4 separate regions of the Homo sapiens genome follow, and regions 2, 3 and 4 are each linked to region 1. The links are chromatin contacts, found by Hi-C or POLR2A ChIA-PET in ENCODE. All regions are on one chromosome and are shown on one strand. Each heading gives the region's core, a stretch centred on a gene start or an enhancer-like site at or near the end of the contact. The rest is flanking DNA. Distances are from core to core; before and after follow the strand shown.

The links. A loop is a pair of places that touch in the nucleus more often than their neighbours do. ChIA-PET counts read pairs that join two places held with the same protein, here RNA polymerase II (POLR2A). Pooled maps may share reads with other maps.
Region 2: a loop to region 1 is called in a pooled map, with 11 times the contacts of the local background. The contact joins the promoter of CHTOP here to the promoter of CKS1B in region 1. A Hi-C loop is called at or near these places in 4 of 50 pooled maps. POLR2A ChIA-PET finds 5 or more read pairs at or near these places in 3 of 52 experiments (GM10248, activated CD4-positive, alpha-beta T cell and naive thymus-derived CD8-positive, alpha-beta T cell).
Region 3: a loop to region 1 is called in a map with no recorded cell type, with 7 times the contacts of the local background. The contact joins the promoter of SLC39A1 here to the promoter of CKS1B in region 1. A Hi-C loop is called at or near these places in 4 of 37 single-sample maps with no recorded cell type and 11 of 50 pooled maps. POLR2A ChIA-PET finds 5 or more read pairs at or near these places in 4 of 52 experiments (BJ, CD4-positive, alpha-beta memory T cell, MCF 10A and 1 more).
Region 4: a pooled map shows a loop between it and region 1 (6-fold over the local background). The contact joins the promoter of ARHGEF2 here to the promoter of CKS1B in region 1. A Hi-C loop is called at or near these places in 1 of 37 single-sample maps with no recorded cell type and 6 of 50 pooled maps. POLR2A ChIA-PET finds 5 or more read pairs at or near these places in 2 of 52 experiments (AG04449 and WTC11).

The regions. Positions count from the first base shown.
Region 1 is chr1:154,973,144-154,976,201 of GRCh38, reverse strand. It overlaps CKS1B (CDC28 protein kinase regulatory subunit 1B), which reads right to left and starts at 1,521. Exons shown (of 3, transcript NM_001826.3): 1 at 1,398-1,521. The coding sequence starts at 1,456. MIR4258 (microRNA 4258) reads right to left here and starts at 509; the gene lies at 419-509. It also overlaps a transcript of SHC1 not described here. RefSeq lists enhancers at 1,116-1,175, 1,276-1,425, 1,876-2,025 and a silencer at 1,696-1,785.
Region 2 is chr1:153,632,469-153,635,526 of GRCh38, reverse strand. CHTOP (chromatin target of PRMT1) reads right to left here and starts at 1,461. Exons shown (of 6, transcript NM_015607.4): 1 at 1,184-1,461. It also overlaps a transcript of S100A13 not described here. RefSeq lists a silencer at 958-1,037 and an enhancer at 1,378-1,487.
Region 3 is chr1:153,962,131-153,965,188 of GRCh38, reverse strand. It overlaps SLC39A1 (solute carrier family 39 member 1), which reads left to right and starts at 1,652. Exons shown (of 4, transcript NM_001271958.2): 1 at 1,652-1,694; 2 at 2,442-2,660; 3 at 2,839-2,969. The coding sequence starts at 2,474. It overlaps MIR6737 (microRNA 6737), which reads left to right and starts at 2,769; the gene lies at 2,769-2,838. RefSeq lists enhancers at 1,276-1,555, 1,596-1,765, 1,916-1,975, 865-2,064, 2,016-2,085 and 1 more.
Region 4 is chr1:155,977,119-155,980,176 of GRCh38, reverse strand. It overlaps ARHGEF2 (Rho/Rac guanine nucleotide exchange factor 2), which reads left to right and starts at 1,630. Exons shown (of 22, transcript NM_001162383.2): 1 at 1,630-1,812. The coding sequence starts at 1,750. ARHGEF2-AS2 (ARHGEF2 antisense RNA 2) reads right to left here and starts at 1,538. Exons shown (of 3, transcript NR_183460.1): 1 at 1,483-1,538; 2 at 722-857. RefSeq lists enhancers at 436-485, 1-494, 956-1,025 and silencers at 1,366-1,415, 1,476-1,635.

The DNA of each region.
Region 1 (3,058 bases), core at 272-2,771:
AATTTCAGTCAAGAGGTGCTTCCTCCCACATACCTTTTTCTTAGAGTCTCATCTCAGGCTCTGCCCTCTAGGAAGCTTTCCCCAACATTCCCTCTTCCGTTTTTCCTCTCAGTATTTTAAGTTTCATGTTCAAGGGTACATGTGCAGGTTTGTTATATAGGTAAAATCCTGACTCGGGGGTTCGGTGTACAGGTTATTTCATCACCCAGGTACTAAGCATAGTACCCGACAGTTTTTTTTTTTCCTGAACCTCTACCTCCTCCCACCCTCCTCCCTCAAGCAGGCCCCAATGTCTGTTGTTCCCCTCTTTCTGTCCCTGTGTTTTTATCTCCGACATATAAATGAAAACACGCGTAGTTTACTACTGGTTTCGTTTTCAATGGTGGTGAAAGAGACATCACGCTGAATTGGCCCTTAGGACACTCCCCCGCCCCCAAACCAAGCCCAGGGAAGAAGACCGACCGAAAGTAAGAGGTCAGCCTCCAAGGCGGTGGCGGGGCGGGGGGCGTTCTCGAAGCGTGGGATGGGGGAGCGTCCTGGAGTTAGCAAAAGTAGGGGACTGACTTTCTAGCCCCACCTCAACCCCCGCTCACAGCTAGGAAGCCGCAGCCTTCGGGTCGCCAGTTCCCTCTCCTTAGCAAGTCTTGTGTGCTCCCATCACACCCTGTAATGGCTCCTTGCATAGCGTGTGTCACCTTTCTGGTGTCTGTCGGTACCACCCACAGATTTTTAAATTTGTGAACAGCAGAGACCATGTGTTATCCTTGCACTTTAGCAGAACACCTGAAACCTGTTAAGTATTCCGTAACTGTTCCCTTTGATATTTAAAGGGCATCTATTAGACCCATATTAAGTATTTTCTCAATGCTCCTAGCCAGTTTTATTCCATTGCAGTCCCAAGCGATCCCCTTCCTTACACAAGCCAGACAACCACGCCCCTTGTCTTTTTCACGAGTTAATAAGCAATATTCAACTCTCTCAGCGCTACTCTCCTGTTAGGGACGCCAGGAAACTTCCAGCTCCGCTTTTGCTACGTTCTCCCACTGGATTCGACAAGATTACTGTGAAACAGTCTCTACAAGGCAAGTTAAGTTTGCCCGATAAAGTTCAGAGAATGATCCAGAAAGCCTCATGGGTGAGGGTGGTCAGTACCCTAACCACGCCCACCCCTCTCTCCTCTCTACTGAGAGGCGACTCCAAATTCGCAACCACTTTGTTTTACGAGCGCCTCCCACCTCCGCGCATGCGCCTTACGCCTTCCACAATATCACACCATTGCCCGTTCGCACCTCGTACGCATGCGCCAATTCTATCGCCTCAGTTCCTGTTACTAATTCCTTGTGCCCTCAGCGGCCAAAGCTCACGACCCTCGCTATTGCTCCCGCGCCAGCACTAACCGATACTCAAACTCCTCGTCGTCGTATTTGTCCGAATAGTAAATTTGTTTGTGCGACATGATCGCTCGGTTTGCTAGCCTTCAGCCCCGCGCCGCCAACCTCCAAGCAACTCCCAACAGCACGCGCTCCCACCCACTTTGGCCTCGCTTTCAAACACGCCGCCCGCACTTCCTATTGGTCCGTTTGGCTCGAGGCGGGACACCTCTACTTTCAAGCCTCCGATTGGCTTAGATTTACTTCTCTTCGGATCCTTATTGGAGGGCAGTTCTCACGCTTCTCAAGAACGAGCGTGGGTCAAAAGTAGGCGTCTTATTGGCCACCACTGCCTTTGTGCGCGATCTCGCGCTGCCATTGGCTAACTCGGGAAAGTGGGAAGCGTGAAGGAGGGACCCTGAGGTAGAGGGTCAGGGGTTAGTGAGGCCGGAAGTGAGTGTAATAAAGTTTCTCCAGGGAGGCAGGGCCCGGGGAGAAAGTTGGAGCGGTAACCTAAGCTGGCAGTGGCGTGATCCGGCACCAAATCGGCCCGCGGTGCGGTGCGGAGACTCCATGAGGCCCTGGTGAGTCTTGACTTTTTTCTCCTTAGGTGACTCACTCTTTCACCCCGGAACCCCTCTCCCGGGACCCCACTTCCGGTCTTCATTTATAAGTCCCGCCCCTGAGACCCCTCTCCCCGGAAGTCCCACCTCCCAACTTCAGGGGGCTCCCCCGAACCCCGACTTGATTTTTATTTTTTGTCTCCGACCCCACCCTGTCGCCCAGTTTTTCTGGAAGTCCCCACCCCCCGACACGTTCCAAGCCCTACTACGAGAAACCCTTCGTTACTCCTTCCATTCTCCGAAACTCCGCCTCCTAGCAACGATCCTCGGCTAACTCCTGTCAAAAGGCCTATCTCCCAAAAGGGCAAAACCCTGCTCTTCAAAGAACGATTCGAATTTGTTGAAGCTCCGCCCCTCCGAAGCCACGCCCCCTCCGTAATCCACGTCTGACTGTCCAGAAAGCCTCCCCGCCCAGAAGTCTGAAGTTCGCGTCCTTAGGGGACCACGCCCCCTTAGGAGCTTTATCTTTGTGGGACCTGGGTCATCAGCTGAAAAGCCTTGTCGTCAATCCCTGAAACTCCACCTGCTTATATTTTCCTGTCCTTTCTCTTTTTGGGCCTTGGGATCAGTTTTCCGAGCACTCTCGTGCTCCCCCAGGTGGGAAGTCAAAGTTCCCATCTCTGGCTGTAAGGAGTGAGATTAAAGGCAGCCGTTTTCCGTTTTCCTTTCTATCTTTTTTTTTTTTTTTTTTTTTTTTAAGACGGAGTTTCGCTCTTATCGTCCAGGCTGGAGTGCAATGGTGCGATCTCGGCTCACTGCAACCTCCGCCTCCTGAGTTCAAGTGATTCTCCTGCCTCAGCCTCCTGAGTAGCTGGGATTACAGGCGCCCACCACCACGCCCGGCTAATTTTTGTATTTTTAGTAGAGACGGGGTTTCCCCATGTTGGCTAGGCTAGCCTCGAACTCCTGACCTCAGGTGCTCCACCCTTATCAGCCTCCTTAAGTGTTAGGATTACAGGCGTTAGCCACTGCGCCCGTCCCCGTTTTCCTCTTTCTTAACCTCCTCCAAGGGTAGAACTATTTGAAAGGGCTGAACGTGGGGTTTGGCACGAGAGGGAGAGAGAG
Region 2 (3,058 bases), core at 212-2,711, 1.3 Mb after region 1:
TACTCTAGAGCAGTCATTTTCAACCTTGACTACATATGACTTATCCAAGGAGCTTTTAAAACATAGGGCCGGACAGGGCGGGCGCGGTGCTTCACGCCTGTAATCTCAGCACTTTGGGAGGCCAAGGCGGGAGGAATGCTTGAGCCCTGGAGCTCGAGACCAGCCTGGGCAACATGGTAAGACCCCGTTTCTATAAAAATATAAATTAATTAAAAAAATAGAAAATACAGACATCTGGGCCTAGATCAATTAAACCACAATCTCTGGTAATGAGGTTTGGAAATGAACCAATTGTGGGGTCGGGGGAAAGCTACCTAGGTGCTTCTAATGTGCAGCTAAAGTTGAGAACCACTGATCTACAGTGAAAATACAGGCAGGGCCGGGCGCGGTGGCTCACGCCTGTTTTCCCAGCACTTTGGGAGGCCGAGGCGGGCGGATCACCTGAGGTTGGGAGTTCGAGACCAGCTTGACCATCATGGAGAAATGTCTCTACTAAAAATACAAAATTAGCCGGGCGTGGTGGCGCATGGCTGTAATCCCAGCTACTCCGGAGGCTGAGGCAGGAGAATCGCTTGAACCCGGGAGGCGGAAGTTGTAGTGAGCTGAGATCGTGCCATTGCACTCCAGCCTGGGCAACAAGAGCGAAACTCCGTCCCCCCCCAAAAAAAAATATATATATATATGTATGTATATATATACATATATATATGCATGCCTAGTTTCAAAAGTGGCTTTCAACTCCAGAATCAAGTAGGGACTTTAACAAGAAACTGACGATCTGGGGGAGTAGGAAAGGTTTTCTAAATTCACCTGGGAATTAGCTCGCAAAGAGCCCTCCACAAAACTTAACCCTAAAGCCGCCATTAATTTCCAACATTCCTCAAAGTCTTGTACTTCTTAATCTCCCTACCATCCTCAAAGCCCTGTCAAGACTTCCACTTCTGCTCTACCCGCCAAGTTTCCTTTTTATCCTATCAAACCCCAACCTCCATCAATCCCGCCACCAGGTTCCAGTTCAGCCCCTCCCCCGCCCCTTCGCAGGGGCTCCGCCTCCTCCCCGGGGCCTCCACGCTCCAACACCGTAGCTATGTCCACATGCCACCACCCCCTTTCCGCGTCCGCCGGCCCCTTCCGCTCCTCAAGACCGCACCTCCCCCGGCTCCTTCTCACTACCGAAACTCACCGAAGGAAACAGACGCCAGTGCTCCTCCCGGGGCTGCCACCACGGCTCCGGCAGGCGGGCCGGGGACCGGCCGAACCTGAGTTGACGGTGGAGGGGCTCGGGTTAGCTAGATGGGCGGTTGGTTAGATGCGTAAGCGGTAGTATGCGAGCTCAGTTCGTTGTTGCTGGTTGGCTGTCTAGTCGGCCGATCCGTCTGCTCACCCGGCCTGCCCTTTCCTGCCTTTCGTCTGCAGCGGCCGCCAGCTCCTGCTCGGTGTCCAAAACAAAATGGCCGCCACGTCCAGTGCTTGTCTGACCGGCTAAAATGGCGTCTACGCAATTACGTCAGGCGTCAGATCCGCGCACGACTAGAGGGCGGGAAAGATTTGAGCTACGCCTGCGCAGAGGTCAGAGGCGGAGCCTTAGGGCGAAGGCGGGGCTTTCCATGCAGTGCCCCGCCCCTAGGGGCGTGGCCAATGGTCCTGTTGTTGGGGCGTGCCGGGGACTTCACGTTCCAGTAGTGGTTGCGCTGCAACCTCTTGGGGGTAGTTATTAATGTGGGCCTTAGAGGGGATTTGGGTCCCGAATTCCCTCGCCCCTCCGTTCCCTAGCCAAGGTACACCGTCTAAAAATCTTTACGCGGACTTGCCTCGTCTTCTTCCGGACAATTGGGCCTGGGGAATTTGCACTGGTTTTCCCCTCATGGCCACTCGCCCAGTCTGAGAGTTGTGAAGTGCCGTAAATGCTCCAGCCAAGGCCCAGGAGGCCAGTATTAGGAGCAAATTCCTCTCCCATCCTGCACCGGCCAACACCACCGCCCGTCCATGTTTTCCTCCTCACTTCCTCCCCTCCCCAACTTGGCCTAGATACTGTTTACTCCTTCTTGGGGTGGGGCACCTTTGCGTCCTCGATTGCGTTTCCATGTCCTCCCCCCACACCTGCCATCCGTGTTTATTTTGTTGCAGACCTACATAGGGATTTCTCTTTTCTCTCTCTGATTTGTTGTTGTTATTTTGAGACGGGGTCTGGCTCTGTTGTCCAGGCTGGAGTCAGTGGCGCAATGAATCACGGATCACTGCAGCCTTGACCTACTGGGCTCAGGTGATCCTCTCACCTCAGCCTCCCGACTCCTAGGATTATGGGCATAAGCTATGTTTCCTGCTCAATAAGGGATTTTTCTCTCTTTCTTTTTTTTTTCTTTTTGCAGATGGAGTCTCGCTGTGTCACCCAGACTGGAGTGCAGTGGTACCATCTCGGCTCACTGCAACCTCCGCCTCCCAGGTTCAAGCGATTCTCCTGCCTCAGCCTCCTGAGTAGCTGGAATTACAGGCGCGTACCACCATGCCCCGCTAATTTTTGTATTTTTAGTAGAGATGGGGTTTCACCAGGCTGGTCTCCAACTCCTGACCTCAAGTGATCTGCCCGCCTCTGTCTCCCAAAGTGCTGGGACTACAGTCGTGAGCCACTGTGCCCGGCCTCAATAAGGGATTTTTCTAATGACTATGTGCACAATACAGTGTACATATGTTTGAGGAATGAGAGAATGACACATCTGCAACCCTTCCTCTGCTCCACTGGCACGTCAAGACCCTTTCATTTTCCTTCCTGGCACTTGGGCGTGTGCGTGTGTGTATGTGTTTGTGTGTGTCTGTGTGTAAGTAATGGCCCAGCATCCTTACCCATGTGAGGGTAAGGATCGTGGTTATTTTGCTTAATGCTGGAGCCTCAGTTCCTACAGTGTTTACACATAGTACCACTTAAGTAAATGTTCGTTGATTGAAAGAAGATTCTTTCGGCCTAGCGCGGTGGCTCATGCCTGTAATCTCAGCACTTTGGGAGGCCGAGGCGGGGGGATCACGAGGTCAGGAGATCGAGACCATCCTGGCCAACATGGTG
Region 3 (3,058 bases), core at 403-2,902, 1.0 Mb after region 1:
CCAAAGTGCTGGGATTACAGGCGTGAGCCACCGCGCCCGGCCCAATGTACATATATTTCAAAACATCATGTTGTACACCATAAATATATACAATTATTAATCATATATGACATATGTATGTGTATAAATAAACAAATATATATATTTGACAACTATAAAGGTAGAACTTGGACCAGAATCCAGGTTTCCTGACCCCCCCAGTCATAATTCCTTGTTAATGTTACCAATTACGAATAATTTTTTTTTTTGAGACGAAGTTTCGCTGTTGTTGCCCAGGCTGGAGCGCAATGGCGCGATCTCGGCTCACTGCAATTTCCGGCTCCCGGGTTCAAGCGATTCTCCTGCCTCGGCCTCCCGAGTAGCTGGGATTACAGGCCCCCGCCACCACGCCCGGCTAATTTTTGTATATTTAGTAGAGACGGGGTTTCACCATGTTGACCAGGCTGGTCTTGAACTTCTGTCCTCAGGTGATTCATCCTCGGCCTTCCAAAGTGCTTGGATTACAGGCGTGAACCACCGCGCCCGGCCCCTTAAGAAGTCTTCACATTCCTCTTTTACTTAAGGAATTACTGGGCTTCGTTTCTGGAGCCTTGTGAGAAGCATTACACTGTCCCCCCTTTTTTTTTTCTTTTTTAAAATTAATTTTCCTGTAGGAAGCAAGATCCCATCTGTCCCTTCTTTAGGCAATGAAGCTTTTTTCACCTTTGCATAAAAGAACAGCTGAGCCCCCTTTTTAAATTTTCTTTTGTCTTACCGTCCCTTGAGGCTAGAAGAGGATTCTCAAGGCACAGAGTTGTGGGCCACAAGAATCCAGGTTGAGGAAACGGTGAAAGTCCTGAGCTGAAACAACTACCTTGGGGCATTCAAGGAACAGCAAACAGCAAACCGACCGGCGAGGGTGGCGGGAGCTGGGCTGGAAATCAGGTGGGAGAACCGGCCAGACGCCCGCAGGCGCGGTACGCAGATATCCTGGAATGCGCTGGGGGCTCTTCCCTGGGCGCGGCTTCAGCACCCCGCATTCCGGTCCCACCACGTCCCCACCCACCTGGAGAAGGCGGAGGCTGCACTGAGTGCCATAAGTAGTCGAGAAGGGATGATTTTCAAGACATACCCTCTCTTTGCTTTCCCCCCTTTCCAATTCTGCCTTGTCTTTTTCCTTGTTGTGGGTGCTGGTGAGGGAAAGCAGTCAAGGAAGTTGGTCCCAAGAGGGGAATGCTTTCCCTTGGGCGCCAAGAGGCACTGACGAGGTGTCAGAGCCTTCTGAGGGACAGATGAGACTTTGGCCCAAGGCCAGGAAGATGTTTTCAGATGTGGGCCGGAAGACTTGACAATGCGGGGTCTCCCTCTTTTAAAAATATCCATATAATCAAAGCCTTTGTTGACTGGCCCGCTCCGGCCCCTCAGTCCTCCACAGATGCGCCCCAGGGCCCCAGCCCCGAGGTCCTTTTCCTAATATCCGCTCTTGCTCTCGCTCACTCTCCTCAGGTCGCCTGCTCCGCCCGCTCCCGCTCCCGATCTCTGATTGCTCCTAACTGACGTCACTCCCGGTCTGTCCCCGCCCACTCGGTGCTGCCATTGGCAGTCGGTCGTGGGTACGCGGCTCCTGTGGGGGAGGGGGGAGCTATGGGAGGGGGCGGGAATTCCCGACTCTAGGCCGGAAGCGCGCGGAGACCATGTAGTGAGACCCTCGCGAGGTGAGTGCGGGCTGTCTGGCAGCGGGGTCCATGTCGGCTGCCCAGGCCTCCCCGGGCCCGGGAACAGGAGTCCCAGCTCACGCATTCTTCATCTGCTTCCCGCGACGCTTGGCGGCCTCGCACCCCGCCTCCTGGAGCCCGGACTTTCAGGCACCGCCCTCAGTGTCGCCTCAGTCCGTCCCGGGACCGCAGACTCTTAGGGCCCCTCTCTTTGGCCATCTGCCTCTAGGTCCCATCCTGGGGCCTGAAGCGCTTGTTCTCTGCGCTGGGAAAAGGGGAACGATGGAGCGATCCAGCACCCAAACTTACCCTGTCCAGGTGGCCCACGAAGCTACCCAAGACATCTCTGCACAGCCCTAGCCTTTTTGGCTTCACCCACTCCGTTCGGGAGTTGGGGACCCGGCCTCTACATTCCTTAGGGGAACTCCAGCTCCAGGTCCTATTTGGAGGCGGCTCCTAGTTTCCTAGTTTTCTGGGGGCACCAGGTGAAAGGGTGATGAGATATCCATACAGCCTTTCTCATGCCTCGGTTTCCCCCGTGCAGTCTCCCTGAATAAGTCACTTGGGAAAGAAAGTGTGAGAAGAGAGGAATGTTCCTGGTACAGGAGTAGATGAGTCACCCTGGGTAGGGGAAGGTCACAAAGTGGCTGGGGCCAGGGAGCTGCACTCTGCTGACCAAGCTTCCCCATTCCTTGCCCCATCTTCCTTTGCATGATTTTTCCCAACCACTCTGGTCTGTCTTCCTAGGTCTGAGAGTCACTGGAGCTACCAGAAGCATCATGGGGCCCTGGGGAGAGCCAGAGCTCCTGGTGTGGCGCCCCGAGGCGGTAGCTTCAGAGCCTCCAGTGCCTGTGGGGCTGGAGGTGAAGTTGGGGGCCCTGGTGCTGCTGCTGGTGCTCACCCTCCTCTGCAGCCTGGTGCCCATCTGTGTGCTGCGCCGGCCAGGAGCTAACCATGAAGGCTCAGGTAAGCCTCTCCTTTTCCCCACACTGCTATGAATGCTTGGCTTAGGGAGGGCTCTGGGGCTGGCGGGGAGTGACCAAAGGAGGAGGGAAAGGCAAGGGTAGCCATTGTTTGGGTTGGGGTGGTCGGCCCTGGAGGGGGTTTGTTTGCTTATTCCCCTCTGTGCTTCACCCCTACCCAGCTTCCCGCCAGAAAGCCCTGAGCCTAGTAAGCTGTTTCGCGGGGGGCGTCTTTTTGGCCACTTGTCTCCTGGACCTGCTGCCTGACTACCTGGCTGCCATAGATGAGGCCCTGGCAGCCTTGCACGTGACGGTGAGCACTGGCCTGGGCATGTGACTTGCGGGAGGGGAATCACACACCTCTGGGAGTGTTGGTTTGTGGAGATTGATTCATGTGCCACT
Region 4 (3,058 bases), core at 381-2,880, 1.0 Mb before region 1:
CTGGCTGTCTGTTTTTAAATTTAGTACATTCCTGAGTCTTGGCTGCCCACCTCAGGGGAGGTGAGTCTGGAGTTCTGGGGCCAGGAGCCTCAGGCCTCTTGGTTTGGGGGAGTTCCTACACCCTCCCCGTAGGTATACTTGGCAGGTGCAAGCCAGGAAGAACAAGCTGTGGCCCTGGGGAAGTCCTTCCTGCTTTCTAATGTCCATCCAGCCTGAACTGGGCACGGTTTATTTCCTCTTCCTTTTTCCTGGTCTTTGCTATTTAAGGATTCTAAACAGGGGAATGGGTGAAGAAGGAGGTGAAGGAGTTGCTAGGAAGGAGGGGAAGCCGGAGGGGCAGTGTGGGGGTAGTGCTGGGGGTGAGGAGCCCAACCAGCTCAGCCAGTGGTGAGGTAGTGGAGCCCAAAAATAGTGGCAGAGGCTAAAATTGGCACCTACAAGAGTGCTGAGTTGGGCTTGAAACCTGCAGCCTGGCCCCACTGCTGAGCCAGGGCAGAGAACTGCTGGATCTGGGTTGGGTCTCCCCTCCCTCCCTTCTTCTCCCACGCCCTTTGGGGCCAGAATCAGGCAGGACCCTGCTAACCGAAGGCTCTGTCCCAGGCCTCTCTGTGCTTCTGGTTTCTCCAGAGAAATGGGAGACCCTGAGAGGCAGAAATGAACTTCACTGTAAGTGATCATAGTTAGACTGGAGGAGGAATTTTCCCAATAGCAGGAAACTCACCCAAAGGCTGGCTCAGGCTGGGGAAAAGGGTCCAGAGAGATGAATGCCCCACCTTACCCTGCTTCTTGGGGAGAGGCTGGTTGGGCCCTAACTTTCTTTGACTAGGGCAGGCTGGTTTCTGGTCTTTCAGTTCCGGCTTAACTTGCAACAGAGAGAACTGCAGTTAGACACATGGAAGGCCTTCGGTAAAAGTGGAGAATCCCAACCTAGTCCCCCAAAGTAGCTGGCAGAGGCGGAGCTAGGAGGAGGGCAGAGTGGGGTCAGGAAGGCCCCAGAAGGGTGGGGCATGTGGGAGAATTCTCTCCTCTCTGTTCTTCGACCTCTGGGAGTGAATCCTACCCTTCCCGTGTACTGAAGATCCAGCGTTTAGTTCTCCTTTGATTTCCTCTCCCTCTGGCCACCCCTGCCCCCAATCGTAAAAGGGGTCAGTCTGCTCAGGCCTGCTTTGATGGGACCCCGAAGGCCAGGAAGGAACTGGTCCTGGGTTTTCTAAGAGCTGGGGGCGGATGGAATTCTCCTGCCTGCGGGTCTTTAAAGACTGAGGTAACGCAGTAGGGGAGGGAAAAAGGGAGGGCGAGGGGAGAAGGGAAGAAGGGGAGGGCAGAGGGGAAAGGGCCAACCTGGGTCCGGCGAGGGCTGCGGGGCTGGGTTTTAGGAAAAGAAGAGCTAAGAGGCGGGTCTCTGGGGCTAGAGGGCGCCCCCAGGCGCTGGAGGGGAAATAGGCAGAGGGGCCTCTCAAACCTGTCCTAGGACCCTCGTACCTCTCCGAGCTGCCCCCACACAAACCCTGGCGTCCCGTCCTGCGCGCGGGCACCCCGCCCTCCCTCCGCTCCGCCTACCCCCTTCCTGAGCTTGGGCGGGGGAGGAGACTCGGGTTTGAGGAACTGGTGCTGGGTGCCGGGCGAGGGGAGTCAGACTTCCTGTCCCCGAGACCAACGCGTGCGGGCCGAACCCCTCCCCCCGCCTTCCCCCAACAATACAGGACGCCGGGGTCCGCGCCGCGTCCTCCCTGGTCCCCCCGTCCGATTATGTCTCGGATCGAATCCCTCACGCGGGCGCGGATCGACCGGAGCAGAGAGCTGGCGAGCAAGGTGGGCTCGGAAACCCCTCTCCTTTCGCCGCGGTCCTCGGGTGCTCCCCGAACCCCGGCACCCGCGGTGCATCTCCTGTCTCCCCGCCTGCTTTCTGGGCGCCAAAATCGGGCGGAGCGGTGGATCGGCGAGCGGCGGGACGGGGTGGGTGGGGACTGCGAGCGAGTGGGTAGGGGTGGGGGGAGCGGCAGACGCGACGGTGCTGGGATCCCGGGAGGGAGCGGAGCGGACCTGGGCTTGGTCGCCTCCAAGCCGGCGGGACCGAGTGCTTTAGGCCGCTTGAAAGAAAGTTGCTCCGGTAAGGGACGGAGCGGGAAGAGGGAGGTGTGTGTCTCGCGGGTGGGGGCGGTGGAAGCTCCGGCACCTCCTCTCACCCCGGGCCCCACCGGCTTGGGCTTGGCGTGGCGACCCCCCATCACTCCCCAATCGCTGGCTTGGTCGTTCCCCCTTTGTCCCCGCCATCCGGCGGAGGGGACGGGAGGGGGTGGTTTCCCGGCTTCCTCCCACCACCACCACCACCCCTCCAAGACAAAAGTCAGCTCCTCCTCTCCTCGCAAATGGACTTTCCAGCTGTGATTCAGTTCTCCCCTCTGGGTGGGCGGGTGGCTGGGGTCGGGACGGCCGAGGGACGGCTTACTTCCCCCAAACCATCACCTCTAGGTGAAGGGAGCAGAGGTCTTTGTGTAGCTGGGCTCCTTTCCTCCATCCTGAGCCCTTCTGCCTGGAACATAGGGCCTCCATCCCTATCTGCCCCGCCAGCCTCCTAGCTCTTCCTTCTCCCAACCTGAAACCCTTAGGCTGACACACCTGGCACTATGCATTGTGTTCCCTGCCCTTCCTCCTCCTCCCCCAGCGCTCTCATTCTCTTATCTGCTCGTCTTGGGGTCCCTTCACCTAGCATTTCATGAGTCTGGGTGTATAATTATCCACACGCCTCCCCCATCATGACCTCTTGGCCACTCCTCTCCAAGTACCCTTTATCCCTGCCTTTGTACCCAGCCCCATTCCCAAGTGCCCTGACCTTTCCACACCCAGACCCCAGGAAATGATGAAGCTGACTTGCAGGTGAATAAGTCAGAGCTGAAAGGAAGGTGGTGCCTGCAGACAGCACCTCCCAGCTCCTTTGGGGCCCCCGCACTGTACCCATTATCAGAAAGGACAGGTCCCAGCCCAGAGTTGGTTTAATCTCTGGCTTCTCTCCAACCTGAGTGCCCTACTACCCTGGTGCCAGCCTATGCTGATCACC